Regions from separate parts of the Mus musculus genome. Here region 2 is linked to region 1. Evidence: chromatin loops called from intact Hi-C (ENCODE). Cell type or tissue: heart. All regions are shown on one strand. Each heading gives the region's core, and the rest is flanking DNA. Links, peaks and the distances in the headings are about the cores only.

Region 1 (16,303 bases), core at 4,643-12,642:
TAGACCAAAGTACAAAAACCATCCAAGTCCAACTTGGTGATCAATGAGGTTATTGGCATTACTTACAATCGTAAGGGTGAGGGGACACTTACGGGAGCAGAAATGAGTCAAAGAGAGTTGCACCATGAAAGCCCACACCAGAATGGATGACAGTTCACAAAGCTGGGACACTGGCACTCACTGCACATGTGGCTTAGGCAGTTTAACAGGTTGGAGAACATCCCTTCCAAGTAATTTACATGTTCTTTTTTCCCTTTTATTGAAAATAGATTATTTTTTTTTCATATAATATCTCCTATCCCAGTTCCCCTCCACCTCCTCATCCCTCCAGATCCCTTTCTGTTTCTCATTAGAAAAGAACACGGTTCTGAGAGATGACAACCAAACATGACACAATGAAATATAATAAGATAAAGCAAAACCCATCACATCGAGACTGGACAAGGCATCCCAGCCGAATGAAAAGAGCCCAAGAGCAGGCACAGCAATCAGAGACCCACTGGTTCACACATTCAGGAGTCCCATAAAGATACCAAGGTAAAAGCTGCATTATATATACATGCAAAGGACCTAGGACAGACCCATGTAGGCCCTGTGCTTGCTGCTTCAGTCTCTGTGAGCTCATATGAGCCTTGCTTAGTTGATTCAGAGGGCCTTGTTCTCCTGGTGTCCTCCATCTCCTTTGGGTATTATATTATTTTTTGCTTCCTCTTACATAGATTTTCCTGAGCTCTGAGGGGAGGAATTTGGTAGCAATATCCTATTTAGATTCTTTCTCTCCCTGTAATGTCTGTCTGTGGGTCTCTGCATCTGTTCCCATCCTCTGTAGGAGGAGGCCTCTCTGATGATGGCTGGATATGGCACTGATCTCTGAGTATAGCAGAATATCATTAGGAGACACAGATGTTCTAAACCTCTTCCAGGCAGCTTGGTTCTTCTTTGCTTCTTCCCAGCAGCTGGTCTTGTCTCAAAGTCTTCTTTGTAGTTTGACTTGTATGGGGGTTGTGGGAAAAACTCTGTTAATTAAGGTTGAAGTCCACCATGACTGGGTAGCCTCTTGGCTCGATGCAAGATGGAAGACTCCCTTCGTTAGCTGGGCTTCTCCTTCTCTGACCTTGTCTGGGGAATTCTAAGCTTCCACTTGTGCTTCTACCTGAGGAATGTCACATAGTCTCAATTAGATTACAGGATCAATTTCCTTCTTCCAGATAACCTATTCATCTAGCAACTAAAATTCCTGAAATGCTTCCCCCCATGCTAATGAGGCACTTCAGGTACCTAAGCTCCCAGCTAATAACATTTGCCTAGCCTGGATGTTCTTCCAAAAGTTGACCTGCCTCCTGATCACTGGTCCCAATGTGGTTACTCACTGTATGTACTCACAGGCCTTCCAACCCCCAATTCCATCGCTGTCTTTGCTTCCACTGCCCTTGTAGACCCTATAGGCCTATGATCCATGAGAGCAGGGAGACCCACAGGAGTGACTTTCAGCATTACTTACTGTACTCTTGGAAGGGAGTGAATCTGATCAATTTCAGGGACTTCCTGAAATTATTTTGAATTGTTCACCTTCTGGCTTAAGAAACTTCCCCTAAGGCTTAAGTGTTTCCATCTCAGAGGACACAGCTGCAGAACACATGGGAATAAGCGAGTCAACAGCATTCTTCTATGGACTCTGCTTCAGTTCTTGCCTTGGCTTCCATTGATGATGGACTGTCATTTTGTTGTTGTTGTTGTTGTTGCTTTTGTTTTTTCTAACCCACTGAGTCTGTTTAGTGTTGCCTGCTGGAACATTGATTGATCTTGCTGGATTGGTCTTACACATGTCTTGTCCAGGTAACGACACTTGCAGTGTGTTCATGAGCGCAATGGCTATGTCATTCCCACAAGGCAGTCCTCCACAGCACTCCTCTCTGCCACCCAGCTCTTCTCTTCTTTCTGTTTCCTCTTGCTTGCTGTTGTTGATAGGGTCAAGCACACAGTGGTCACTTACTCTGTCCAAGTTGACCAGTTATAAGCTTGCATTAACTGCTGCTTACTGCAGAAAGAGGCTTCTTTTGGCAAGGTTGAGGGCTGTACTACTGATACAAATATTTAGAAGGTAGTTTGACAACATGTCCATTTATCAAAACAACATTAGTAGGGTCCCTGTTGGGCCTATGACTTCTGGAATGCATGTGCTTTTGACTATATTTACAGTATCAGCTATGAACTCTCTCCTGTGGAGCAGGCCTCAAGTTTGATTGCAAAGTGAATGCTTTCCCCCACAATATTCAGGCCACATTTGTACCAGTGACCATGTCTTGCCTATTAGGTTGTCATGGTGACATTCACTATTCACTGATGGCCAAGATCATTGAAGTCTTTTCCACTTTAGGGGCCTGTATAGCACCTTCTAGCACTATGAACGCTAGCTAGTGGGGAGGACTCTTCCAGGTCACTTTCAGCTGGATTTTTCTACGTTCTGAAGCCAAGGGTGTTGTATCATTGCAATAAAGTACAATGATCTAGTTATGGTGGACAATCAACAGCAATCATAGCTAGCTCTTTTTTTTCCCTATACTAAAGCCGGGGCTTTGAACTCAGGTCTTAATATCTGTATTTGAAGGTTCTTACCCACTGCGTTATCTCCTCAGCTCTTGCTTGGGTAATCTATGTATATATGTTTGTAGAATAGCCTCAAGAAGAAAACACTATAATTTTCTTTTATCGGTATAAATTGTTTTGCAGTTAATCAACAGCACTTATCATGGAAGTTTCTCATAGAACTGAAGATCTTATGGTCCACTCTCCCCAGGTCTCACAATAAGTGGCTCTTTGAGATCCCTCACATTACAGGCAAGCCTTTGAGGTCAAGAGCTATTCCATTAATTGACATTATTATGATATCTTTTTACTCTGTAGATTTCCTCTCTTGGCATTAGTCATTATAACTAATATTCGTATCACACTTGATATAACCTCTGTCAGTTCTTGAAATAACATTTGTGCAGCAAAGTATTTTATTAAAAAATGAACAAAGCTGACTGCAGAGAGCATTTGTTACAATGTCACTAAGGTGAATCAATCACTTGTCAGGTACTTATGAATGTCCCAAATAAAACCATTCTGTGCAGTCAACATTGTCCAAATACAGAGCTCACAGATTTAGACATGCAGCCTAGGCTAACCTGAGCAACAGCACAAGACACAGCATAATGGAGTTTCTGATGGCAGGCAACAAGGCTTGTGATTTTTGTAGTCATTTATTGTTGTATGCTCAGGATCAAATACAGAGCTCCGCATATACTAAGCAAGTATCCTCCACCACCGAGATTTATTATTTTAAATTATATGCATGTTCATGCATGCTCACACACTTGCGTGTGTGCACGATGCCCATAGAGGTCAGAAGTGCTGAACCCCTCTGGAGCTAGAGTTACAGGTAGTTGTTTACCTGGGGTGGATGCTGGGAAATGATCTTGGGTCTCCCAACAAGAACAGTATACTCTCTTCACTGCTGAGCCTGCTATAATTTATAACAATGGATCTCTGAGGGTTGTTGGTGCTGTTAGAAAGGACTTCATGAAACAAGTATGTTTTGAAACGACTGAGATGATAGATATGAGGTGGGAGAGTTTTGAAGCAAGGCTGGAACCCATTCATCTCTCCTTAGGGAATGGTCCCGTGTTGTCTTCAAAAGTACTGTGGTGAGGTGGAGTCTGAAGGACAGAGGAGGGCCCTAGAGTGCTGCCTGCTTATCTGGGCTCTGCAAGAAAATGAGAGAAACGTGGCAGAAGCAGAATGGCCTGATGTGGCCAAAGTCAGTCTGAAATGTGGAGACATTGGGTCTGTTAGAAGTTAAGTGTCTATTCGTCATCACTCCTTCAATCTGCACATTAAGATCTATGTGCAGAAACTGGCCTAAAAATAGAGTCCTGTATGAGTTCATATCTAGAATTTGAAAAACTAAGTTTAAAGTTTGCAGTAATTGAGCCAGAGTTTCCTCTAATGTCTTTCTTTCCTTCCTTCCTTCCTTCCTTCCTTCCTTCCTTCCTTCCTTCCTTCCTTCCTTCCTTCCTTCCTTCCTTCCTCCCTCCCTCCCTCCCTCCCTCCCTCCCTCCCTCCCTTCCTTCCTTTGAATATGCTCAGTGTGTTGCACAGGCTGGTCATGAGTTCCTGGACCCAGACAACCTCGCCACTCAGATTCCCAAGTAGATGGGACAATCTGCATGTATCACTGTGTCCAACCTTGAAATGTCTTGATAAAGACATTTTCTTAATTCAGTGAAGTTTCTTTTACTCAGATTTTTGTTTTGATAATGTTTATATTGTGCAACACATGCAACCTTGTTGGAGACACATTGAAAACAAATCTTATGACCAGCTCCCAAACAGAACCATTTAAATTTTATGTTTTTCTAGTTACATCACAAATGCATGTTTATTTATTTGACTTTCAATGGTATTGCATAAGCATTGCATGTTAACCGAGATGTTATAAAAATATTGAGGCAAAATTCATAATAATTATCTTCAGATTTGCATCTTTGAGTAGATAGATATACATAGTTTGATTATCTCTCTACATTCAGTTGATGTCCACTTCTCCCTGTTGTGATAAGAGATGTCATCTGGCATGTCACTGGCATTCTGCTATGCAGATAGGTTTTCCATGTATCTGTATCGACACATGATATTTATGTATATGTAAATGTATGTGTGTTTATATCTTTGCACTCTTGGTGCACACCCATTAGCTCTCTGGAAGGCCATAGGTGGGACCTGAAGTCATTGCAGACCCCAGACTAGTTGTCCTTGCTTCAGTAAGCCTCTTTGACTCTGGTGTGTTCTACAAATATCTCTTCCGGTCATTTGTTTTGTTTTGAGATGGATTCTCTTTGGAGCTCAGAGTGGCTTGGAATTCACTGTGTAGCTAATGCTGGCCTTGAATTTATGGTATCTTCAACCTCTAACTGCTGGGATTCCAGGTGTGCAATACTACTGGTTCACAGTCCATCACTTTAGTCTGTGTTGTTCTATGAGAAGGGTTGGTATGCAATGCAGTAACCTAGCAATAGCCTTCAACTTCTGTACTGACTATTGAACCTGAGATGTTTTTATAACGGAATTAGTTAATTCTTGTTATGTGTGTGTGTGTTGCTACTTTGTGTATGTAGCAGTCAGAAGACAACTTTACAGAGTTGATTCTGTTTCTACCTTTATGTGGGTTCGGGGCACTGAACTTGGGTCATTAGGCTTAAGCAGCATGCACCTTTACCGCTGAGCAATCAATCTCACTGTACCCAATAAATAGATTGAAATAGGGTATCGGGCTCAAGGCTATAATCTCAGCTACTGGGAACACCGAGGCAGGTGCGTGGCAAGTTCAAGGCCAGTCTGGACAACACAGTTTTAAAAGGTGTGGGGACATAGCTCAGAGGCAGAGTATTTGAATTATTGTTTCCCCAATAGTAGCAAGCTCTCGGTTTCAATCAGACAAGCAAAGGGAAACAAAACTATTGGAACCACATAGAAAAGTAAAGGATGGTAAGGAGTCCCCTTGACTTCATGCTTTCTGTTTCTCTCAACAATCTTGACAATTATATAGCTTGCACATTTTCTAAGAGACATATGGGGGCCAAAAGGCATGCACACAAGTGTGTATAGGACCCTCTCAAGGACTGGAAGGAAGGCCCACCAGGACACAGTAGCTGGCCAACCTCACGCACATTCCTGGCTTTCACGCACAGAATTACTTTCTGTTTCCATCTAGTAATGTGGCTGATGACAGTGCAGAGTGACCTCATTGCTTTTAGAGGTGCTCTACAGTAACTGCTTCCCAGTGAGGGATCTTTTCTTAGCTCCCAGTGTCCTGTTATATACCATGCTCCAACAAGTAGCCTACCAAGATGGAATTTAAATGTGGTGTAAGTATCACCCAGGATACCCCTTGGAAAACAATATATACATATAAAATTAAGATCAGTGTTACTAAATTTCCTTCCAGAATGCACAGGCCTGAAATCCAGCAGTGGGGAACCAAATGGGGGTGATGGGTTGGACTGGGGCAGGGGGATCACCAGGAGTCAACATCAACTTGGGATTCAAAGTGACAAAAATAAAAGTAAACACCCTTTCAGAGATGTGCAGTTTTTGTTCCCACCAACAATGTGTTTGAGGGTGTTTCTCAAGCCTGGACTAATTTGATAGATCTTTTATCAGCTGCCAGATGAGAAACAAATCTCACCGATTTGACTTTTTGTTTAATTCGAGATTGGATATTAAGCTTTCAACATTTTAAATCAACTTTCTTTCTGTAGCCAGTTTGTGAACAGGCAGAGATCCTACTAGATAGGGAGGAAGCCAAGTGTAATGTGTGTAATTCTTTGCTCTGAAGCAATGTGAGGCAGAGACATTTAGTGACATCACCAGCGACTTTCAGGATAGTCTTATCTGGAGAGACTTACAGAATGCTTTGGATCTGCACCTTCTCGCTGTCACGAAGAGCTATGCCCTGGTAGTAGGATACACATAGTTAGGGAACCTCAGTGGAATAGCCGATGTAGGATGGGTGGGTATTTACTTATTTATTTTAAAGACAGCATCTCATGTAGCTAAGCCAAGGCTAATTTTGAGCTCCTGTACCTGTTTCCACCTCCTCATTCCATGGGTTATTTATTTATTTACTTTTTTTTTTTTAAGAAGATGATAGACATGAGAGTATACGTCACGAACACGCTCTATTTGCATATTATTAAGCCCCCCCCCCCATTATTTTATTTTGAAGAATCCACAAGCAAGGGCAGAACATGAATCCTCAAATCAGGCTACCGAATGTTCGAGAAGGGCCTTGAGTCATAGGACGGCATTGTAAAGATGGAGAAAAATAGACATCCTTATCTGGTTGTGTGGGGGAGGGGGTAGAATTCCTACAGTCTACCCTTGCAACATATAGGGAAACATACCTCTTCCTTCTCCAGGCCTCGATGGAGTCTAGTATCTTTTACAGAGCTTTGCATGTTTAAAAAAAGTGAGAAGTAAGAATCTAAGAGAAGGCGACTCCTGAGTCCCACCCACCCCTTTCCGATCTATGGGGAGGTCGCGCTGTGCACCGCTTTTTTGTGCGGGCTTCCCAGGACCTGATCCTGGGCAGTTGGGGATTACATCCCCGAGGGGCCATGGCGGGTCGGGAGGCGTGCGTGGGGACCCGGGGCCTCCCTGGTTCCCACTCCTGCGTCCCCGCCCTCGCGGCATCCCCCTCCCCGGCGCTGCGGCTGGCGCGCGCCCCGCCTGACGCTGCAGCTGGGCCGGCGACTCGCCATTGGATTAAAAATAGCAGCTCCCGCCCGCCGGCCGGCCGGGGCAGAGGCCGAGCCTCCCGAGCCTAAACTGATCCTCAGCCCGCGCGACCGCCGCGTCCAGGTCCTGTTCTCCCGCTGCGCCGCGCTCCTCCCCAGGCCCGCTGCGCTCCGCGGTCATGCAGCGCCGGGGCGCCCTGTTCAGCGTGCCGGGCGGCGGCGGGAAGATGGCTGCAGGGGACCTGGGCGAGCTGCTGGTGCCTCATATGCCCACGATCCGCGTGCCCAGGTCGGGGGACCGCGTCTACAAGAACGAGTGCGCCTTCTCCTACGACTCCCCGGTAAGGAAGATCCACGGCGCAGTTGCGCAGCCAGCCTGGGAAACGGGGTGGCGCACAGGGCAGGGGACCCGATGAGCTGCGGGCCCGGGACTTTTTCCTCCTCCTGCTGCCTCTCCTCCAGCTTTGGCTCCCTGGCACCAAGTGAGCGCCTCCAGGCTGCTGCGGACGAAGACTGGGTTCCCTGGGCCCTTCGCTCCGCTAGCCTGTGGCTAGGATGCCAGGGCCCCAGTCGTCAGTATTCTGCCCAAAGCCCCAGTATCGAGAAAGGCAAGCAAGAGTTAGTCCAGGGTTCTGAGCTGTTCTCGCGGGCGACAGAGGGTGGGGACGTGGTAGGTGAGAGTCCCCTAGCCCGCGGCACGCTCAGTCTCTCTCTCTCTCTCTCTCTCTCTCTCTCTCTCTCTCTCTCTCTCTCTCTCTCTCCTTTCTCTCCCTCTCCTAGAAGCCTTTTTTTTTTTTTTTTTTTTTTTTTTTTGCCCAGGGTTTCCCACTGCGGGACAATGCTGATGGACTCTGAGCTCGCCTCTCTCTCCATTTCCCATCCCATTCCTTTCTGGCTATTGTCAGGTCCGGTGGTCCCATTAGGGCAGCAGAAATAAGGGGTCTGCCGCTGGCTTATTATGGCTCCCTAAAGCCTTACTCAAATCTTTCCCTTCTAAGTGAGTCACTGGGCTGACGTGCGCTATGTGAATTATTAAAAGTTCACTCCTGATTCGTGACCCCGCAGGAGGAGGGGAAGTTAAGAGACATCCTGGCCTTCCACCAGGGAGGCTGGGGGAGGTTTCCAACCCGGTGGGTTGTGAGGTTGTGGAAGCTTGCGAGGCAGAGGCAGGGTGAAATGCCCCCTACAGTAGTCAAAATGGGCTTCAAAGTGACTCAGCTGTCTGGCGGCTATCTGCCTTTTTGAGGACCAGGTTATTTTTATCCTTCCACTTTGGATCTCATATGTCACCCAGCAGATCTTGGGGCATCGTGAGGTGCATGGGTTGGAGGGAGAGACAGGTTTCACAGAGGTTGTACAACATATATAGTTATTAGGGGCTTCGACCCTAAAAGAGAGGCAAAACCTCAGAAGTTTCTTTTCTTTTGTTTCTTTTTCCTTTTCTTGTCTGGGGTTGGTTGGCTTGGGATGGTTAGTGAAGCTTGTTTTGTTTGGTATTTCATTGTGGTTCTGGCGTTATCCTCTTCTCTGGGATTGTTTAGTTTTTCTCTTATGCTATTCCGGTTGATCTGGGGATCAAACCTAACTAATTTGTTAATTATTTATTTTTCATATCTTTAAAAAAGACCCGGGTAGAGTGGAATGAAAGATTACATTTAACAGTTGGCACGCTTTGAACACATTACTCCCGGTGACTGTCAGCACGCCATTGCATCCCATCCCCTACAACACTCTTGGAAAGACCGTTTTCAGGTTGTGTGGACCCTGTTGGGTAGGCTACATGAACCCCCTCCCCCAGGGTGGGGCATGGCTAGTGTCTTAAGCTGTGGACAGACTACAGACACTGGAAGGTGGCTTAACTCCTCAGGACACATGTACTGGCTAGTTTTGTGTCAACTTGACACAGGCTGGAGTTATCATAAGAAAAGGAGCTCCAGTTGAGGAAATGCCTCCATGAGTTCAACTGTAAGGCATTTTCTCAATTAGTGATCAAGGGGGAGAGGCCCCTCGTGGGTGGAACCATCTCTGGGCTGGTAGTCTTGGATTCTATAAGAGAGCAAGATAAGCAAGCAGGGGAAGCAAGCCAGTAAGGAACATCCCTCCATGTCCTCTGCATCAGCTCCTGCTTTCTGACCTGCTTGAGTTCCAGTCCTGACTTCCTTTGGTGATGAACAGCAGTATGGAAGTGTAAGCCGAATAAACCCTTTCCTCCCCAACTTGCTTCTTGGTCATGATGTTTGTGCAGGAATAGAAACCCTGACTAAGACAACACATAAAATGGCTTTCTCTATGGTGAACTGGTTGCTTCTCAAGCTTTGCTGGTAGACTGGTACTGGAGAGCAGGGGTGAGGACAAGTCGCTTGTTGAAACCGGTTTCCACAGATAGGCTCTGGGTCTCCATGTGCCAGTCAGTGCTCTAGAGGCTTCTTGTCCATGTACGTGATGAGTTCATGCGTGTTGCCATGTTCCTTGGGGGAGACTGGTTCTGCTTACAGGCTATGAATCATCCTATTTCATTATCTGTATTTCCGGGAAGATGACGAGGGTTTATAACCGATCATTTAAAGCATGGTGCCTGATAATGAGAAGTTTTTTCTTGGGGGACTTCAGCAGTTCACTGAGGATCCAGTGTTTTTTTTTTTTTTTTTTTTTTTTTTTTTTTTTTTGAGCACCTAACTTAGTGCCAGCTCACACATGTGAGAAACACAGTTGGATGGTGTCAAACAGAGCAAAGACTTTTGTTCATATGTGTTGTGGGGCTTTGTGGGGAAGGTCAAAAACAGTTACATTGGGGTGGGGGTGAGGGTAGACATCCTCCTTTCCGATTGTTTTGAAAAGGCTCATAGCTAAAGGTGATAGAAGATATTAGAATGGGTGGATATTCTAAGGGAGAGGAGTTATATGGTCCAATACGCAAAGCACAAATATCTCCTTCTTGTGTGCCTATAATGTATTGCAAAACAAAAAGGCCGATTTGGCAGAGTGTGGTAGTTTTCTAGCTGCTAACATAAAATCCCTACAGGAACAGCCACCAAGAGACAAAATTTAAGTTGGCACGTACAGTGCAGTCCATGTTAGAGGGGAGGGAATGGTGGAACAGTTAGTAGTGTGCGGCCACTTAAGGAAGCAGAAGGCTCAGGTCAACATGAGAAGCAGATATAGCCCCCAGTGACCCATTTCTGCTAGGCAGACTACACCAAAGGTTCTGTTACCCCACCTTTTAACAGTACTACCACCTGGGGCACAGCACAGGGTGGGGTGGGCAACAGGGATGGACTCAAATCATAGCAGCAAATAAGATGCAACTTCAGAACCAAGAAAGGAGTAGAAAGAGGATCTTGAATTCCGAAAAAGTACTTGAATATATAAATATATATATAAATCAATTATACATATATATGTACACACACATATATGCAATTTTTTTGTCTTGCTGGTGTCAGATGTCCCCATACACTTGAGCAGAGACCCCCCACAGTAGTAGGAGCTGGGATTTAACATGTTAACCTCATACCCTAACATTGAACCTGATCTTGGTGTAGGTCCTTATACATGTTAGACAAGTACTCTGCCAGTAAGCTATATCCCCATATATCTTTTTATGTCCTCTATATCTTTTTATAATTTAAAATAGGCTCTCACTGAGTTGCCAAGACAACTTACTTGAAATTATTCTGAACTCTGGACTGACCTTGAACTTGAGATATTTGTACCTTAGTCTCCTAAATAGCTGGATCACAGGTCTATGCCATCAGCCCAGGCTTAGCAATCTATTTTATTTTTAAATGAAATTATTTAATTGATTAACATGTGTGTGTGTGTGTGTGTGTGTGTGTGTGTGAGAGAGAGAGAGAGGGAGAGAGAGAGAGAGAGCGCTGGACCCACATGAGTCATGGCTTATTGTTGAGCTAAGAAGACAACTTGCAAACAGAAAAGGAATCTTTCCTCCTTGTCCATGGTGACACTTGACCACGAGTAAGAAATAATAATCCCTCCTGTCCAGTTGTCCCCTCGGCAGTTTGAATCCAGTGTTGGAAAGTAGCTATTGCAAAGCAAGGTTGGAGGAAGGCAGTCCACGCCTTTGTATTGTGGAGGCTCCAGGCCGTAGGCAAGTTCGAGCTCTGCAGGCTGTAGTAAGCTGGACAGGGTTAGACTCATCTCAGTACTTCCCAGGTCCTTCCTCTCCTCAAGTGTCTAGGACAGAACAGATGATAAAGGCAAGTTTGTTCCCCTGCCCTTTTGGTTTTGCCCAGGTCTAGCCTCCGGCCTCAGTGTGTTCAGTTCAATTCTCCTTGTCTTGGTTCATCTCATGAAGTCTGTAATGTTCTTCCTAGTGGAGCTGGAGGTCAGATACTGTGTTAAAAGTTTCGTGAGGTGCAGGTTGTGGGGATTGTGTTGAGTCCCACATCTACTTTGTGCCTTCACATACCCAACATGGCTCTCTCTGAGGTGGAGTTGCTCCTTCATGCTGTGTACTGTGTACTTTGTAGTCTAGTGAGGCCAGTTTGTGCTTCTCACTGTGCAGCAGTCATCTTCTTGTCTAATACTGCTTTCCCCTGGTGAGCGTTTATCAAGGATCCTTCTCATCTACTTCTGATTCCATCCTGTCCCCGAGGGCCTACGCTTATAGTCTATGGTGTATCCAGGCACCTGAACTTAGGTACCATTCCTTCCACACTGGCTTTCTTCCTGTTTATTTTATCCCTTTAATTCTTGCTTTTGAAGCATTTACTAGGTGTGAAGTCTTGGACTACACAGGGGCTTCTCTGTTCAGGGCACACTGCTCTCCTCCGACTGCAGAATGAGCTGCTTGTCTAGCCCTTGTTGTCTTAGCCATTGTTTGTTGCTGTTGTTGTTATGACAAACTCCATGACTAAAGCCCCTGTTGTGGTTTGTGGTTGAGGGCGCAGTCCTCTGAGGTGGTGGGACTAGTCATGGTGGCAGAAACTGGAGGAAGCTCATCCCCTTACATCCACAGGCAGGAAACTGGGAAGTGAACGCTGGTGTTTAGTTGCTTTTCTCCCTTTTTTAGTCTAAAATCCAGTGCCCTGGATAGTGTCTCCCCACCGCACTGAACCCAACCGAGACCCCCACCCTCTGCGGAGCCTTGGAGAGGTTTGTCTCCCAGGTGATTCTGGGTCCTGTCAAGTTGACAGTGAATGTTAACGGTCACCCTGGCCTTATCTTGGATCACTGCAAAGAGCAGGCTTTGGAAAAGGCAGCTTGTGTTGGCAGGCTGTCTCAGGGAAGGCAAAGGGATAGCAACAAGAAGGGAGGAAAGCCCTGGCTTAAGCCAACTGCAGCTGGTAACAAGCCTATGGGAGGGGAAGCTGTGGAATGCACCTCCAGTCTTCCACAGGAGGTGCAGAAGAGGGGGAGGGTATTTATCTTCAGACTCCCCCCCCCTTCCCCCTGCTGTGCGAGTGTTGATCCAGGACACACCCTCACTTACCAGCTCAGCATTTGTTCTGGAAGTCTTCTTCAACCCCCTAGGCTTCCAGGAGCAACAGCAGCTGAGAGGAGCCATTCACCAGCTCACATCTCCTTCCAGTAGCAGGACTTCTGTGGAGAAGGAACTTCTCCTCCATTTCCCAAGGTTCTTAGATGGTGACGTCATGCTGATGATTCTCTGTCTCCCCAGGAGTCTTTGTAAGATTCTATCGGAGAAGGGCTTGGTAGTCAGGCCTGACTTAGCTAACCAGGGGAGGCCTGTGAGCCCATCTACTTGTGGGAAAGCTTTGTTAGGGGTTTGGTGAATCTCCCTGAGCTTGTCCACCAAGTGTCACCATTGCCTGGAATGGTTAGAAATGAGAGTTTTGGGAGTTTTTGCTTCCCAAGCCAGATCTTCTGAAACAGACATGGCATGGGAGATGAGTTGTTTCATGTTTTAAAAGCTGGGGAGATGGCACAGTCAGGGCAGCAGTGCCTCCGTGCAATGTGCGAACCTGAGTTTGTGTAGAAGGCTGGGCATGGTGGCATGTGCCTGTCATTCCAGTGCTGGGGAGACAGGAGGATTCCTGGGGCTTGCTGGCCAGCCAGTCTAGCTAAATTGTCCAGCTCCAGGCTTAGGGAGAGATCTTGTCTCAAAAGATAAGGCGTGGAATGATTAAGGAAGACAGCTAACCTTTGACCTCCCCTTGGTCTTTCAGAAGCTCCTTAACCAATGACCTTGTTCTCCCTCCAGTCTGCACACGCTCCTCTGGAACCATTCTCGATGCCCAGAACTGCACAGGGCTGCTGGTCAGATGACTCTGCCTCGTCGCCTCAGTTTACCTGGCTGACCCATCTTTCTTGTGTTAGCTCTCAGGTGCCCTCCAGAGTTAGGAGTTCCATACCTCACCTCTGCCTGTGTTTTGGCTGTTTCAGCCAGAATACCTTCTCTGTCACCTCTCCCCTGGGTGACCCAGACATGCTTCAAAGCTGGCCCGGTGTTAACTGTGAGGACCCCTCTCCCCAACCTGGGCTAGGCTCTCCCTTTCTTTTTTTCCCCCTGTTTTTATGCCATTTCTTTTTCTTTTTTCTTTTGGTCACTAGGTAGAATACAGATTGTCCAAACCATGGAATATGTAAGGCCAGAATAGAGAATCAAAGGGAAATAACAGAAAACTAAAAGTTACACCATTTACAATAAGTCTGTGTTACTAATCCTGACTCTTTTTCTCTGATTGCTTATTCTTAAGACCCTGAACATAGGCTTTGGAATGAAAAGCATGACTAAATTACCAATGTGGTACTCTAATTTTGCTATACTATTGTTCACGTCCTAAGTTTGACCCTTAAGCTGCCAGGGAATAGTTAGTGTCTTGGGTGTTTTGTGTACTGTGATTCTAGATGCCTCTGGGGCTTTGTAGAATTGACCCCATGGCATTGCCCGGGGAGAGGACCAGAGGCCAGGCCTCTCCCGGTGCCACCAGGACTGTGCTGTCATTCATGTTCAGTACTGTGTGATTGGTCGCAGACCCCCTTATCTGTAGGCACAGTGCCTGAATAAGAACTGGAACTGTAATAATGACATGGATGTGATAGATCTGTGCATGCCCAGTACTGGCCTGCGGCAATGCCTAGGATGCAGGGTAGTGCGTGATTCCAGTGAAGGGAATCAAAACCTTTAGCTTCAGTGAGTAGAGTACTTGCCCAGTATGTACACAGCTTTGGTCTATTTCAAGAAATGCACAAAACTGGGTGCAAGTGCAAGCTTGCAGTTCCAGCACTAGAGAGATGTAGGCAAGAGGAACAGGAGTTCAAAATCATCCTCTTGCTTATATCCTGATACACAGTGAGTTCAAGGCCAGCCGGGACCACATGAAACCCTTACCCCACCTCCATTTTGTTTTGAGTCACTTCTCATTTAGACCCCACCATTCAGCCTGCAGTGGGGTAGGTGACCGTGGGGGAGGTGTGTCCGTGGAGGAGACAGAGGTCCAAGGGCAGGAGGAAAGTAACAGATCTCCATTCTACTTTAATGTGTCCATTATGGGCCCACCCAGCATTGGGGACTTTAAGGGACTTCTTCAGGCTTGTTCAGAGTCTGGGGTGTAACAGCGATGCAATGTAAGCTATGATGTGTTATGCAATTAGAGCTCCCCCTCCCCCAGAGCACTTACAGGCTATTTGATATGGCACTTAAAATGTACACTCGAAGATTTCAGGCCTGAGAACAAGCAGTGTGTCTGGCTTTGGCTCCGGGAGGTCCCACATGTGTAGCTTTGTTGGAGGAGGGTGTGAAGGTGTGGAGGTCTTTCATGTGTTTGAGATAGTAAATTCTCTTCTGGAAGAGCCGGTCAGCAGGGAGACTGGGTAGCAGTCTGATCCTTACTCTGAGTCTGATGACCTTGATGAGATTTGAACTGGTGGAGAGCTGGCAGTAGTGACAAGTGCCTGTGACCTTAGCACGAGGGAGGTGAAGCTAGGAGGACCAAGAGTTCAAGGTCAGCCTTTGCTAGGTAGGCAAGTTCAAGGATAGCCTGGGCTACATGAGACCCTGTCTTAGAACAAGACTAGGTTAGATGGGCTGGCCACTTAGCAGTGAGGGGAGAGGCTGGAGACAAGGTGGCTGCTCTTCTAGAAGTGAAATGTAGACTAGGCCTGGAGTCGGGGGTAGTTGGACACCCAGAGTTAAAGATCGAAATAGAAAGTTGCTTTTGTACTGGAGGACATCCCTTTATTAGGACAATAGCCGTGAGAATGGAGCTTGAGGAAGCAGGTAATGACCCAGTGGAGTCCCACAGCACATGGATGGAGGAGGATCCCTGGCCAGGGTCTGGGTAATGGAGTGTGTCAAAGGTGACCATGAAGAAGATGAGATGGGATATACAAGTGGGCTTTGAGTTTGTACAGCCTGGGAAGTTAGGAAGCAGGGACTTCAGAGGTCAGGGGATGTGGTAGTGCCTAGTTTGAGTACTTTAGACTTGTGAGGGACTGGCAACCACCTCTGTGCTCCTTGAATCATGTCACTTGTTTCTTGGAGGAAACAGTGCCCATTGTATCCTTGTCCCCTTTTCTCTGACTGGCTCAAGCTCAGAGAACCTTAGGCAGGAGCCTGGGCTAGTGCTTTCTCTAGAAGTTAGACATGTGAATAGGCTATGGTGTACCCAGCTGTTCTGGGCAGAATACATGTGACTTAAAATCATCCTGGAGTAGATTCGCCATGTATATAATTAGCTAGGAAGTAGAAATGCCGTAAAGGACACTTGTAATTGGCTGCAATTATGCAGACTCTCTCTTAGTAACACCAAGTGTCCTCCCCGCACTGGCTAATGCTTTGGGTGTGACTGGAGGAGGCATGGCCACCTGGCCATAGATGTCTATTCTCAGCAGTTCTTAGAAACAGGGTTGTTGGTCTGCTGAGGGGATCAGAACATTGATTGGCCAGGAAGAAAGAGAACAGAAGAACAAGATGTGAGGATGAGGGGGGACAAGGGGGACAAGAAGCTCATGTGCATGGCCACTTGGGGTTCACTGAATTGTATAGCAGGTCTCCAGCCTGAGGCTTTATGGTGGGCTTCAGTGAACGTGAATTTTCT
Region 2 (16,303 bases), core at 3,886-11,885, 61 kb before region 1:
GAGTTGTGAAGGGATCTCTGTACCATGCAGATCACCCAGAGTATGATGTCAGCTGCGTGAGGCTCTGGGTTGATGGGGCTTTTGGCTCTGATTTTTCTCTTCTGTTTTTAACAATGGAATATCTAATGTAGGCCATTCAGTGTGGTGCTAGTGAGGGGACTCCACTTGCTGTGGAGAAATTCCCTCTTCCCTCTTCAAACAATGATAGCAGCAGTATAGGCAGATGGCAGCATATCACCTCCCAGCATGGGACCCTCGCATGGGCTCATTAGTGGGTGTTCTGTAGCCAACTGTATTAACATCAGAAAGGTGGATGACAGAGCAAGCTTGTCACAAAGCCATGGAGCAGGGCCTGTGGAGACAATTGTTCAATGTAAGTGATGATAAAATTCACCAGCCCCAAGTTGGCTTGTATGTATAGCAGATGTCTGCTTCCATGTGCCTGTTTATGCCAGACTATCATGCATACAGTGACTACCTCTGTTGTTGGGATCGTGGGACTGTTTTCCCCTTCATTAACTTTTTTGGTGTATGGAATAAAGGCTTTCCTGATGGCATCTTCATAAAGATGTACGTTGCTCATCCTTACCTCCTTTACCTTCTCTTCCCTTCTCCCCTGCCTGCTGATCTCTTCCTGTCCTCTTCCCTCCTCCTGGTCCCTTTCTGCCCCCAGTAGTTCCCCATCTGTTTTGTGTCCTGTGTATACCTGTATACATCAGTATGGATTCCACATAGCAGAGGACATGATGCCCTCCAGCTTCATGCAGTTGTCTGCATATGACTGAATGGTGTGCCATTGTGTAAATGTGCCACATTTTCTTTATTATTCATCTGTTGATGGACAGCTAGAGTGCTTCCATATCTTGGGTATTATGCACAAGAACATGGATACTCAGCTATGTGTCTAATGAGCCAACTTAGACCCCTGAGCAGTGCGGCTATGGAGTGGTGAAGGCCTCTGTCCTATGGTGGTTCTGCTTTGTTATTTTGAAGAAGCTCTGCTGACTGCTGTAGTGGCTGCATCTGCTCACGTGTCCGTATCCTCACAGTTACTATTCCCTTTGTTACAGGTTAAAGGAGCAGGAAGTTCGAAGGCTGATGCGTGCCCGAGGTGATGGACCCTGGTATCAATTTCCAACCCCTGAAAAGGAGTTCATTGATCATTCTCCAAAGGCAACTCCTGACAACTGATGATTCATTTGTCTGTCCAAGAACAGTGTGTCCCTCTAGTGGGAAGAAATGAATAAATACTCTGTATTTTTGCTCTGATGTACACAAGATTCTGTGGCTGGTTCTTCATGAGGTTCAGGTGATGTGTTCTCTGTGGGCCTTTCAGCTTCATCTGTTGGGATTTACAGGGTAGTAATGAAACCTGGAGGTCTGGGAAGTTGTGAATTCCTAAAGTGACACTGTTGATAAGCTGCTGATGCCGTTGTCTGGCAGGTGGAAGGTGCAGCGGTCCTGTGAATATTCAGGAACTGTAGTCATCTGTCATTGCAGATGGGGCTTATTTGGGACTACTTGGAATTTTAAGTTCAAAAGAAATACTGAACCAACCATATAAAATTATCAGGACCAGAATAAATAAAGCCTTAGAGTTTACCTGTAGCATCTTGCTTTACTTTTGGGGTACGTGCCATTCGTTTTTAGTGTACAGACACAAACTCTTGAGACACAGTAACTGAGCTCCCGTAGAGCTCTGTTCTGGAAACACTGAAGGTGCCTCCTTCCTAAGCCTGGCCGCATCCTTCTGGCTGCGTCCTTCTGGCTGCGTCCTTCCTGGTGCTGGTGTTGAACCCGGGCCTTCAGTAGGCTAAGTACACACTCACCTCAGAGCCACAGCTGCACTCTCTAGCTGTGTTTCACTTTTAGATCCTTCTAGAATGCTGACGGAGGGCTGAGGATTTGGAAAAGCGGCAGAGTGCTGGCACACATGAAGCCCCGGGCTTGGTCTCCAGTACTGCGTGACGTGTGAGTTAAAGCTACCTCATGCCTGTCATTTGTCAAGCTCTTACTGTCTGCTGAACATGGCTCCAAAAACATGGGCTCTTTCACAACCTTTCCAACAGCGCCATTTCCTGTCAAGTTCTTTCTCTCCTTTCAGGTGAGGATTAGAGACTTCAGATGTGTTCAATGTTCACAGAAACAGTTTTCATTTCCAGTGTCTGTTATCTTTCAACTCAGGCCAGCCTTTCTTTGCATCTGCTCTTCATTCTTCATGACAGTGTAATGAACTCAGATTGTGTGGTTTCCAGCTGGTGGTTTTCTGTGGGGCATGTGGACCATGCTGTGAGAGGAATGGGCATGAGACTGCCAGGGTACAGCAAGTCCAAACCCTGGAAATCTCAGAACTTGAGTCTGACAGGAATAAAACTAGCTCCTTCCCTGTTTCTGTGCCTGCCTTGGAGTGTGTAACCTTGAAACCCCCAACCAGGTGCCACAAGTAGTCAGTCGCATAGCATAGCACCTGTTATTCCTCCTCAGACAAATAGAGCATCACCAGCGCCTTAGTATCGGCCAATAGGATCCCCCCAAATCCCAAGGTTCATAGCCCTGTCCACATGGAATAAAGCACACAAGCTATTTCACCAAGGGTCTTTTGAGACTGGCTATTTTTACTGAGCTGTAACATTTGGGGGAGGGCTGTCTCCCCCTGATGTACTCGTTGGACTTTTGGTCCCATCTGCCTGGCAGAGGCTCGACATCTCCATCACTGGCATCTTCGCCACAGCAGCTGCTGGGCCCAGGACCTGGGGATCCTCCCCACGGGCTGCTGGAACCCCTTTACTCTTTACTCCTTTTCTAAGAGCTGTAACACTTCTAGCATCCTGCCCAGTCTGGAGTTCTGTGGACCCCCATTCCGCTTTACCCCCTCTCAACTTGGCGACTCTGCTGCCCTAGAAAGAAGAGGTTGACCGCAGACCCCACCCATTCCAGACTTCACCTTTCTGACCGGTGTATCAGCAGCATCTAGACACTGCGAGAGGAGAAGCAGAGCCTGGAACCAGTTTTCTACATAATTGTCCTTGGCCCAATAGGAAGGTGTCTGCTGCTGCCTAAAGGAACAAAAGAAATAAAAGGCCACAGGGCCACTTGTCAGGCTGCCTGCTCCCGACCTCCACCAAAGTCTTCTGGAGTGGTGGAAGCTCCTTGTTTTCCCAGAAAGGGATGGCCACACCCCACTACCCCAAAGATTTGTCCTGAGGCTTTCCTATGCAGTCCCACAATTCTGCCTACAGATTGAGAGAAGGACATAAGGTCTCTGGGCCCTGCTTATGCAAACCATTTTGTAGGAGAACTAGGAAAGAGGGAACAGGCCATGAACATGTTGGATCTGTAGATATCATTCACTTTTGTGCATTGTGCTCTCTCTTTTTTTCTCTCATTCTGACCATAGTTTCCCTTCCCTCTGCTGCCCTCAGCTCACCACCACCCAGCTCAGTTGTAGGTTTCCCTTTGCCATTCTACTAATCTGAGGGATATATCATTCCTTATGTCCTACTAATATACAGAAAGCTTGGCACAGAAAGAAAAATCCTGTTAGAAATAGTTGTTAAGTCTAATGTGTAACAGATAGGAACTAACCATATCTTTACAACCATGCTTACACACACACACACACACACACACACACACACACACACACACATACACACATTATCCTCACTTAATAGGCTTTGGAAAGTTGAATAAGTCATATTAAGTTACATCTGATGAAAGGTATGTCTTTTGGAGTGGAGTTAAGTTATTCTTTTTGGGTTTGGGGATGGGGTGGGGAAGTGGGAAGTACTGGAGACCAAACCCATATGTGCCAGCACTCTGCTGCTTTTCCAAATCCTCAGCCCTCTGTCAGCATTCTAGAAGGATCTAAAAGTAAAACACAGCTGTGGCTCTGAGGTGAGTGTATACTTAGCCTACTGAAGGCCCCGGGTTCAAACATCAGCACCAGGAAGGACACAGCCAGGCTTAGGAAGGAGGCACCTTGTTTGCACTTGGGACATGCCTGTTTTGAAGGGCTCTCTCCTTTGGATGTACAAACGTTGCACAGCGAGGTAGGTCTTGTTATTTCATAACTAAACACTGGCATGTATCTGTAGTGGGCTGGATGGAGTGTCTGTAATCCCAGTACTGACTGAGAGGCAGAGCCAAGAGGATCCTGGTGGCACACAGGCCAGCTAGTCTAGCTTCTAGTCAGTGATCAAGTTCCAGGTTCAGTGATAGACTTTGAAAAACTAGTATATAGTAAGGCCTTACATCCAATTGTCAGCTCTGCAAAAATAGAAAATTTGTGATAGATTAGACAGACAGACAGACAGATAGACAGAGAGAGATCAAACTCAGGCTTACTTATGAGCACTCCCGGGTTTGTGGTAGAAGAAAACAAACTGCAAATTGACTTATGACCTCCATATGTATGCTGTGACTTGTACCTACACACACACACACACACACACACAGAGAGAGAGAGAGAGAGAGAGAGAGAGAGAGAGAGAGAGAGAGGGAGAGAGAGAGAGAGAGAATTAGAGGGAATAAGAGAGAGAGACTTTAAAATTAGACATATGTCAAGAACAGCACACAGTCTATTTTTAGTTCATTAATAATTGTCATGCAGGTTCCTTCTCAGGACACAAAACAGCATAATAAACAGTTCCCAGGAACTGACATGGCGCACTTAAATAGACAACTCTCTGACAAAGCCAGACTCCAGTGACATTTCATCAGCAAGGTGGAAGAATGTTTTCGTGCCTCTTGGCTGGCTTGCCAAACACGTTACCAGGGCTCAGGTCTGGACTGGCTGTGTTTGGGTTCTCCACCTCTTATCCAAAGGGTTGATTTAAGGGCACACACAGGGTTTCTAAATCAGCAAGGTGGCAGATGAAGTCAGATACACTGTTGAGACTGAAGCCTGCTAGATCATTCATTGTGGTTATTTTTTATGGTGCTCAGAGACAGAGGACTTGAATGACTCAGGTATAGTTTGGTTGGTTCTTTATTTTGATTGACAGACTTGGACATATACTGAACATGATCAATGTTCATGTTCCTTCCCCTGATGCATCCGATTTTAGTCTTATGCATATCAAATTATGCATAAGCATAAATGGGGGGATTCTCCCTAAAAGCTCAATTAGAGGACAATGTGCCTATTGTAAAGCACCCAAGACCAGTTCAATCTAGATCAACCCTCCTATCCTCTTAGATGAATGTATTGGGAATACACTCGAATAGACACTGTTTGGTGGTTGCTAAAGGAAGGTGAAACTTACCCATTGTTTATCATACTCATATTAAGTAGGTATGTGCAGCTTGATACAGATGGGGGTTCTGGGTTTCTAACAGGTGGCTAGGTGCATTGTTCAGAGAAGAGTGGATATACATGAGTGAGGGTCTTAGGTTTCCAAATGCATTGTTAGAAGAGGGCCCATAAGATATCAAACCAAGGGGCTGGAGAGATGGCTCAGAGATTAGGAGCACTGACTGCTCTTCCAGAGGTCCTGAGTTCAATTCCCAGCAACCATAGTGGCTCACACCATTTGTAATGGGATTCGATGCCCTCTTAAAAAAAAACAAAAAACAAAAAACAAAAAAAAAACCAACAACCAAGTAGAGTCCTAGGTTGCTCTGCTATTCCCTATGCTTGCCTGCTTCACTGAGCTGAACACCCTCTTCCTCTCTTTTACTTTCCTTTTGCCATAAGGGGAACAACTGCTTCCAGCAGATAACTCCGTGATTATACTGTTTTGCCACAGGGCCAAAAGCAACAGGACATGGGACTCTGTGCTCACAGACATGGACCAATGGGCATGCTTTCTAGCCTTTGCACAGTCTGTGTGGCAGGAGACTTTTCAATATTGGGCCCTCCTCCAGACCCTTCTTGAAACTTTGTTTTTCTCAGAATATAAAACTATCTTTATGAAAGGTGTCATATATACTTTAAAAAGAGTTTCAGTCTAGTTATATCTGATCTGCGTTTAGTTTAATTTGCACCTTAAAGCGATTTAGGTATGCTTTGTTATGAATTCGGGATTGAGATAATCATCCCAAGAATAGTTCAGATCATGCTGAGCTTGAAGAGGCCTACAGTAAACCACTCAGGCTCCTGAAGTTTAAAGTAACACTGTCTGCTGAGCCATGTCTTGCCTCCTACAGCTTTTCACTCTGCTGTGAAGGCCGCAGAGACCCCCCACAACTAATCAATCGTGAAATCTCTTATCATGAGTGAAAGTAAATCTGTCTTTTAAAATTGATTATCTCAGGTACTTTGTTACCATAATGGAAGACTAGCTAACAGTGACTAAGATCAACTTGCATTCAAAGCAACATAGTACTTACATAAAGGGAGAGAAGCTAAACAAATGAACAGTAATGCAAGACCCTTTCAGCTTCTACAAAAGCTGTGAAACAAGAGAGGCTGATCATTGATTGAGGCCAGCCTGCTCTACAGAGTGAGTTGCAGAACAACCAGGGCTACACAGAGAAACTCCATCTCAAAAAAGGGGAGGGAGCGGGGGGGGGGGGGGGACGGGGGGGGGGACGGGGGGGGGGAACTGATCAAAAGTGATGAAGATATTTTGAACTGGCAAATTTAATAATGGGGTTATCTATGAGAAAAAGGTAATTAAGGTCATGACTGTCGCTCATAAAGGAAGCTCATATACTGTGCAGCCAGTTAACTAACCTTTGTTCATGATGCCACCCTAAATGTCTCACAAGACCAAGTCTTGCCCCCACCAATGCTCTTCTTACCCCTCAGCTTACCTCAAAAGAGAACCAAGAAGAAAGAAGAACCACCAGGGCTGGCCCCTGGCACCATGTTATACTTGTAATTAAAAATAAAGCCTTAACAGAAGTGGATGCGCACAGTCAGCTATAGGATGGAACACAGGGCCCCCAATGGAAGAGCTAGAGAAAGCACCCAAGGAGCTGAAGGGGTCTGCAACCCTATAGGTGGAACAACAATATGAACTAATCAGTACTCCCAGAGCTTGTGTCTCTAGCTGCATATGTAGCAGAAGATGGCCTAGTCGACCATTTTGGGAAGAGAGGCCCCTTGGTATTGCAAACTTTATATGCCCCAGTACAGGGGAATGCCAGGGCCAAGAAGTGGGAGGGTAGGGGAGCAGGGCGGGGGGAGGGTATAGGGAACTTTTTGGGATAGCATTTGAAATGTAAATGAAGAAAATATCTAATAAAAAATGTTAAAAAATAAAGCTTTAATTTCAAAAAGGGGGACAGGTAGGTCTGGTTATTAAAATAATGGGTGACTTCGACTTCTTATTCTCTTCATAGATAGAGCATACATACAGAAGCATTAACAAAGGGGCTAGCAAGAAGCCTTGGTGTGCAAAAGCACTGAGAAGCCGAATGCATGAGTTCAGTCGCCATGCCCAACATGGTGGGAGAGAATTGGCTTCCCAAGTGGTCCTCTCACCTTCACATATGAGCCATGACATGTGAGCCTTCGTATGCACATACAGTCACACACAAACACACACATGTATATACACACATATACACACAAACAGACACACATGCATATGCACAGTTTTTCAAGAGAATTCTTGAAGACAGAGTTTTCAACACTATTAAATATCAAAAGACACTGACAGACACTTGTAGAATATTCCATCCAACACTTGGAAATGCGTATTCTTCTCAAAAGCCTATGGAACTTTCCCTTAAATAGAATATGTGTGTGTGAGTGTGTGTGTGTGTGTGTGTGTGTGTGCATTAACAAATAAAAACTGAAATAATTTCTTGTATCTTATCAGGTAATAATGAAATAAATTAGAAATATGGAGATTGAACAGTATACTTTTTGTTGTTTTCAGACAGGACCTTACTATGTCCCCCCTAGAATCCACTCTGTAGACCAGGCTGGTCTTGATCTCACAGAGATCTGCCCACTTCTGTCTCCCAAGAGTGGTGCTCCACTGTTCCTGGCAACAATACACTTTTCAATGATCAAAATGTGCCATTGAAGAAGTTAGGGAGTATGATGGTTTAAATATGTCTAGCCCAGGGAGTGGCACTATTTGGAGGTGTGGCCTTGTTGGAATAGGTGTGCCACTGTGGACTTGGCTTTAAAACCCTCATCCTAGCTGCCAGGAAGTCTGCCTTCTCCTAGGGGCCTTCAGATGAATATGCAGAACTCTCAGCTCCTCCTGCACCATGTCTGCCTGGACACTGCCATGCTACCACTTGGATGATAATGGACTGAACCTCTGAACCTGTAAGCCAACCCCAATTAAATGTTGTCTTTTATAAGACTTGCCTTGGTCATGGTATCTGTTCACAGCAATAAAACCCTAAACTAAGGCAAAAATATAACTACCAAAACAAGAAGGAATATTAAAAACTGTAAGGGAAATAGAACTAGTCACATATAAAAACAGGCCCATTAGAGCAATGTCTGACTTTTCAAGGGAGACTCTGTGTAGTACAACAAATTTAAGCTTATCCCTGTCTGACTTACAAATAACTGAGACTCAGACTATGGTTATTTTATTTGGCTTTGATAATTAACCCTTAATCTACTTTTCTAACTGCTGGCCTGACTACCTTCCCAGCAGCATTTCCCAAATACTTGCTCTTCCTCCTGGCTATGTGCTCATGGCACCTCTCCTCTCAGGGTGCCTTCTCTTCTCCCTATGGTCTCTCTCTGCCTCACTCCTCCACTCCCAACCAGGTAACTCAAAAGCCATCTACCTCTAGTCCCTCCAGTAATTGGCTGTAGCCAATTTTACATAACCAACAATTTTAAAATAAGGATCAAAGTTTGCATAACAAAAGCTTGTAAACATGAGAATTCACTCATTGGCCCAGGCTTTAAGTATAGAATTTAGCATTACAATACAATAGAGCAGACCTCAACCCTGTAAAATACAAAAGGGCCAGGAGTGGTGTTCTATAAGCTTTGAAACACTGCAGTTGCCAACCCAGACTACTATATCCAACAAAATCATCATTTACAATGGACCTGTACAGAACATGTCACATAAACACTAAAGAATATACTTTCTTCTCAGCAACTCATGGGACTTTTTGTGAATTTGACCACATATTAGGACACAAAGCAAATCTTAACAGATTTAAGGAAATTGGAATAACACCCTGCATCCTATTTGACCACCATGTACAGAACATGTCACACAAACACTAAAAAATATACTTTCTTCTCAGCAACTCATGGGGCTTTCTGTGAATTTGACCACATATTAGGACACAAAGCAAATCTTAACAGATTTAAGGAAATTGGAATAACACCCTGCATCCTATTTGACCACCATGGATTGAAGTGGGATATAAACAACAGAAAGCATACAAAATCGTGGAAACTGAGGAACTCACTACTGAACGAATTGGGTCACGAGGGAATTAACAACTTTTTAGAACTGAATGGAAACAAAAGCATACCACGCCCAAACCCTCAGGACACAATGAAAGCAGCACTGGGAGGCAAGTCATTACGATTACATACTGACCTTAAAAAAAAAAAGCCAGGTGGGGTGATGGTGCAGGTATGCCTTTAATTACAGTGCTTAGGAGACAGAGAGGCAGCTGGATCTCTGTGTGTTCCAGCCTAGTCTATATAGATAGTTCTAGGACAGCTAAGCTCTGTCTTGAAACAAAATAAAACACCTCCAAACCCCAAAATCCTAAACCAACAACAACAACTACAAAACAAACAAACCCAAACCAGCACCAGCACCACCCAAACCTGAAGAAACTTAACAACACACGTGAAAGGCCTAGGAAACCAAGAAGAAATAATGGCCGAAAAGAATAGGTGAGAAATAATAATCAAACTTGGGGCTGAAATTAATGAAAGAAATAGAAACAAAAAACAATACAAAGAATTAATGCATCGGAGAATTGATTCTTTGAGAAAGTAAAAAAAAAAAAATTGGCAAAGCTTTAGCCAAGTTTACCAAAGGATAGAGAGAAGATCCAGATTAATAAAATTACAGATGAAAGGGGAGACATTACAAAAGAATACCAAGAAAACTCAGAGAGGTATATGGATATACCTAAAAATAATCTGTATTCCACTAAATTGGAAAGCCTGAAAGAAATGGATGAATTTCTTTACATATACAACTTACCAAAATTAAGTGGGGATGAAATCAACACTATAAACAGACCTGTAATCTCCTATTGAAACAAAAGCATTAATTAAAAAGTTCCCAATCAAAAGAAAAGACAAGACCCAGGGCCCATGGATTCAGTATAGAATTCTTCCAGACCTTCAAAGAAGAATTAATACCAATACTCCTTAAATTATCCCACAAAATAGAAAGTGAAAAAATATTGCCTAAATCTTTTTATGAAGCCACAATTACTCTGTAAACCATACAGAGACCCAACAAAGAAAGAAAATTACAGATCAGTTTACCTTATGGACATAGATGCAAAAATTCTCAATAAACTGCAAACCTAATCAAAGAAAGATTATTCACCATGATCAAGTGGGCTTCATCTTAGAGATGCAGGGATGGTTCAACATATGAATATCAATAGATGAAATGAATCACACAAGCAGCCTGAACGGCAAAAACGCAGGATTATATCATTAGATTCAGAAAGGATGTTGATACAATGCAACATCCATTCTTGATAAAAAGTCCTGGAGGGATTAGGGATACAAGGGACATACTTTACCATAATAACGACAATTTTCAGCACGCCCATAGACAACATCAACCGGAATAGCAAGAAAAACAAGTATTTCCACTAAAATCAGGACTAAGATAAGAATGTCTGTTTTCTCTATACCTATTTACTATACTTTTTGAAGACTTAGCCAGAGCAATAAGACAACTGGAGGAGATTATGGGGATACAAATAGGAAAGGAAGAAAGTGTTTTTATTTACAAATGATCTGATTTTATGCATGAAAGAACCTAAGAATTCCAGTAGGAAACATCTATTGCTGATAAACACTTTCAATAAAGTAGCAGCCTACAGTAAAATAAACACACAAAAATCAGCTTTCTTATGTACAAGTGGCAAACAGATTGAGAAAGAAATCATGGAAACAGCACCTTTCACAATAGCTTCAAACAATGAAAAGGTCTTGGGGTAGCTCTAAGCAAATGAAAGAGTCATACAATAAAAACTTTAAGACAGTGAAGACATAAAAATTGGAGAAGATATATATATAAAAATCTATCACACTCATGGATCAACATAGGAGTTATACTGTGAAAAAAATTCAATTCTACCACAAGCAAGCTTCAGATTAGATGCAGTCCCCACCAAGAATTCTAACACAATTCTTCAGACAAATTGAAAAAGATAATTTTCAGCTTCATATGAAAACAGAGAAAAGCCTAGGAAAGCTAGAACAATACTGAACAATAAAAGAACTGCTAGAGGTATCACCATCCCCAGTCTCAAGTTGTATCACAGAGATAAAGTAATAGAAATGGCATGGTATTGGGACACAGTGATTAAAGGATTGAATTGAAGAGTCAGGTAAAAGTCCACACACCTACCGACATCTGATTTTAACAGAACAGTATACATAGGAGAAAGACAGTATCTTCAACAAACTGGATAGCTGCATGGAGAAGAATGCAAACAGATCCTTGCACAAAACTCAACTCCAGCTAGATCAAAGGCCTCAACAAAGGACCAAAATGGCTGAACCTGATAGAAGAGAAAGCAGGGGATAGACTTGAACTCATTGGCACAGGAAAGGACTTTCTGGATGGAACAGTTAGCACAGGTGCTAATGTAAAGCCCAGCCAAATTTGTGTTTAGGAAGCTCCAGGGGCTAAACTCCAGTTCCAGGAGGAACACCACAAAGTCAACATGAGCAAACATCCTATGGCAGCATCTCCCCACCCGCAACCCCTTAGCAGCAGCCAGTCAGGCTACAACAGCAGGGTCAAGATACATCTAGATAACCTAAGACATCCTGCAGAACATAGATAACCTAGCCAGCCTGTTTGTCAGGTGGTTTTGCCCCCATGTTTGATTCCTGCAGATTATGCCAGAAATGTAGTTTTTAAAATATTTACTTGCTGGCTCATATGGAAATTCCCCAAGCTGGCTATAACCACAATAAGTACCCTGTACCCCAAGACTCAAGGCTGTCACTTCAAGCTCGGAATAAAAGCCCTTAAGTGTTTGCATGGGAATTGGCTCCTTGGTGGTCTTTGGGGTCCCTGCGACTTGGACATAACACTAACACCAACAATTAATAAAGAGGACCTTATGAAGTTAAGAAAGTTCTACACAGCAAAGAACACCATCAATAAAGCAAAGAAGCAGCCTACAAAGTGGAAAAAAAGTTTGCCAATTATAAATCTGCTAAAGGGTTAGTATCTAAATATATCTATATATCTATATCTATATATACCCCAAAGCCCACTACTATTACTTTGCTACAGGAACATAGCCATAAAATGACTCTTAATGACATATTGCTATATCCATAGACTAATGAATTACTCAACCCTCATCAGAGATGCACCATATTTTAATGGATGGTAATTAACACAGAGACCCACAAGTGGACAATGTGCAGAGTAAAAGACTGAAACACCCAGTCCTAGTAGGAGGCCTTTATCAAATCTTTCCCTTCAAGGCTCAGTAATCTTTGTGGAAGAGGAGGCAGCAAGATTGTAAGAGTCAGGGGTGGTGGATGACTCCAAGGAAACAGCGTCTTCCAGACACAACTGGACTGATACATGTATGCACTCACAGAGGTACATGTATGAACTTACAGAGACCGAGACAGCATGCATAAGACCCACACAGGCTCAAACCAGATAGTCCCAGCCCTGAGAAGGGAAAAAGAGCATGAAGCCCCAGCCCTGACTATCACCGGACTGTCTTGGATCTGCCAGTTCCTGAATAATGACCCAGAGAGTTACTATTATTTATAAAAGCTTGGGCACTATAGCTGAGCACCTCCCAGCTAGCTCTAACCTGGCTAATTCTAGTTCACATCCTTCCATGTGGCCCGTTACCTTTCATTCCTTCTGGGTACCTGTTCTCTATACCACCATGTCACCTGGTAAATTCCTGCCTCTGATTCTTCTCCAGAGACCCTCTCTGCCCGGAAATCTCACCTTTCCTCTTCTGTCTCAGCTATTGTCAGTCAGATTGTTATTAAACCAACCAGATGGTGAGAGCGGTGCGCGTTTACAAAACACCGAGGCAGGTGATGATCCATAAATACAACAATACCCAAGGCCAGTCAGTACTCAACCTTCTGCAGTGCAGAAATCAACGTTTGAATGAAAGACAACCTTTACATAGTGCACAAAAAGATTACCCCAACACCTGACCTAGAAGCTGTTTGCAATCCTTGCCTGCTGGGAAAGGGAAGATCGGTTTTCACCAATGAAATGTATATTAAGCACACTCGAAGGCAGGCCTCACACCCAGGAGTTCTTGGCAAACACAAAACAGATTCCCTGTTTATTCCTGGGCCTTTTGTTTCATGTTTGGCTCGTTTTTGTCGTCTTACTGTTTTTGTTTGTTTCTGTTTTTTTGCAAAGAGAGTGAGAGCAAGAAGTTGGACTGGGTAGGGAGGTGGTAAAAATCTTGGAGGAGTTAGGGGAGGGGAAAGAATATAATAAAACACATTGTGTGAAAACAATTAATTTTAATTTTTTAAGATTCATTTATTATTATATCTAAGTACACTGTAGCTGTCTTCAGACGCACCAGAAGAAGGCATCAGATTTCATTACAGATGGTTGTGAGCCACCATGTGGTTGCTGGGATTTGAATTCAGGACCTTCAGAAGAGCAGTCAGTGCTCTTACCAGCTGAGCCATCTCTCTAGCCCCCTAATTTTAATTTTTTACATGCATTACATCCCAACCACAATTTCCCCTCCCTCTGCAAATCCCAGTTCTTTCATACCTCTCCTCCTCTCACCTCCATTTCCCTTATTTTTTTTTAAAGGCCTCCCAGGGATATTAACTGAATAAACCATAGCATAATAATAAGATAAGGTACAAACCCTCATATCAAGGCTGGAAAAGGCTACTTTTTGCTCACAGGCGATTCTGCTAGGCTCTTCCCAGGGACCTGGCAACAGCTTGTGTCATTATCTGCTGCCATTGCTGACTGCCACCAAGTGTGAGCCGGGTGCAGCAGAGTGTAAAAGGACTGCTCTTTACCCTAGCCCCACCTCTCCCTAGCCCCACCTCTCCCTAGCCCCACCTCTCTCCTAAGAAAGTGTTGTAGGGCCTACGAAGGTGTTTTAAGGTTGGCAGACGCAGCACATGAAAGGTTAAACGGTGATAAGAAAATGATTTAAGATCTATAAAAGGAGCAAAAGTGCTTCAGATTTCCTCCCCTCGAAGTGCTAACGTTACTTTAGGACTCCGAAAGTTCAGGGCTCTAACATCGATGAATGGAGTTCTTATGAATTAGTAGTCTAACACTGGCAAAACATTCCACTATACAATCAACTATCATAGCCACAAGTTCAAGATTTTAAGTTTCCTTTGGTTGTCATTTAAGTATAGACGTAAAGATGTTTCTCATTATGCTCAATTTATGTATAGCCAGTCTTCTGAACAGAGGCTAGAAGTCCCTCTTGACCCTTCTGCTTCACAGAAGGGGTTTTTGTCTTCCCTAAGCTCACCTTAAAGACTGTTCATGCTTTTAACAAATTTATCTCTTATTGTAAATATAAGAAGATTCTTATAAACCTCGGGAAACCTACTCAGACCCATTTCATGGGTGAAACAGACTATCTGGATAGGCACTCCTGTCAACCAATAGCCTAAGTTTGCCACTAGTAGCCTATTTCAGAGGGTGGGATTGTCGCATACGCTTTTGACCAGCAAGAACGACAGGACCACCAGTTCTTCTAACAGCAGTTTACTCAGCAAGCTTCAGTCTTCATCTCTCTCGCTTCATCTTTTTCTCCCCCCGAACCCTGGGCCTCTCACTCTTATATACTCTCAGCCCCCCTCCACTCACGGCAGGCAACATCACCTCACCAGGCACGCAGCTTCAGCCAATCAGGGCGGCAGGGGCGCGTCTCCACCAAATTTGGACTTGTTTACACCACCAGCATCATGGTGCTCTTGCACAGCTCTCACGATGGTCGTGGCGTATTTTCAGGTGTATGAGGAAGTCAGGTGCAAGTCATAAGACTTAGCTGCAGTCCCGGGTGCCATCTTGGGACTGCTGCCACACCCGCTCCTCACAGAGGATTCCTATCCATTCCCTGGTTTTGGGACTCCCCTCCCCCAACTACTAAGACCATGGGCCTAAAGTTTTCAAATGTACACCTAACAAGTCCAGGTGTTTAATCACAATCTGCATCCAGGATAGCTACGTACTCCAGCCTAGCCTCACAGACTGCTCCAACTGGGCCTGTAGTTGCCTAGCCACAGATGGTTCCACAAATCCTGGACAGCAGTGAAACAGCCAGCTCTCCCATGACCTGACCAGTTTCCCAATTCTCTTAGGGTCCCCAAAGAAAGAATGTCACCACAAATTCAGCAGGAAGGAGTTTAAATAACCCCAACCTGCTCCATCACTACCCCTTCCTAGTTCCTCATTTTTAATTGAGAAAATAAGGAGGAATATTGGGTTATAGGTAGTTCTACCAGGCTCCTCCCAGGGACCTAGCAATAGCTTGCATCAATACCTGCCACCATCGCCTGGTACGAGCCAGGCATGGCAGCAATAGTAACATACAAAAGGACTGCTCACTACCCCAGCCCCATCCTCTCTCCATCCCTCTCTCTCTCATACTCTCGGTTTCCATGTGTTCTCAGCTAGCCTCTCTTCTCTTTCTGTTCTCTGTCCTCCCCACTTCTCTGCCCTCATCTGTCTGCCTCTACCCTTCTCCAGCTCCTCACTCCCCTCTTCCTTCAAATAAATTTTTATACCAGGTCATGTATGGTGCGATTTCTCAGGGGGACACCTTGGCAAGGGCTCCCCAGGTACACCCTTACCCCCACCTACCTCTGCATTATATTTCATAACAGCTACCCAGTAGAAGTAAAAGGGTCCAAAGTTCAGGCAGAAAAGTCAAAGACAGCCCCCATTCCCACTGTTCGGAGTCCTACAAGAACACAGAGCCACACAACCACAACATACATAGAGAGGACTTGCTCGTATCCATATAGGCTCTGTGATTGTCACTTCAGACTCTGGGAACCCCATGAGCCCTGCTTAGTTAACTCTGTGGATCACATTCTCATGGTGTCTTCTACCCTATTGACTGTAAGAATTCTTCCTTACACTCTTCTGTAGGGATCCCCTGGTTTTGCTTGTTCTTTGGCTGTGGGTCTCTGAATCTGCTCTTATCACTTTCT

Evidence for each region. Peaks named below come from ENCODE experiments on the same cell type or tissue, not always from the same donor. Only the 100,000 strongest peaks of a DNase experiment are listed, where the experiment ranks them.
Region 2: it touches region 1 in a loop (7-fold over the local background); 9 of 42 quality-filtered maps call a loop at or near these places.

Annotation. Positions count from the first base shown.
Region 1 is chr3:32,810,252-32,826,554 of GRCm38, forward strand. Usp13 (ubiquitin specific peptidase 13 (isopeptidase T-3)) reads left to right here and starts at 7,375. Exons shown (of 21, transcript NM_001013024.2): 1 at 7,375-7,621. The coding sequence starts at 7,460. In heart, for the core only: a CTCF peak has its summit at 7,667; DNase peaks (open chromatin) are centred at 7,330, 8,480 and 12,510; H3K4me3 peaks cover 4,131 bases; H3K27ac peaks cover 4,322 bases.
Region 2 is chr3:32,749,959-32,766,261 of GRCm38, forward strand. Ndufb5 (NADH:ubiquinone oxidoreductase subunit B5) reads left to right here. Exons shown (of 6, transcript NM_025316.2): 6 at 1,071-1,601. The coding sequence ends at 1,191. Among named protein-coding and RNA genes, the nearest start is that of Ndufb5, 21 kb to the left of the region's middle. In heart, for the core only: no CTCF peak of the experiment used is centred there; no DNase peak of the experiment used is centred there.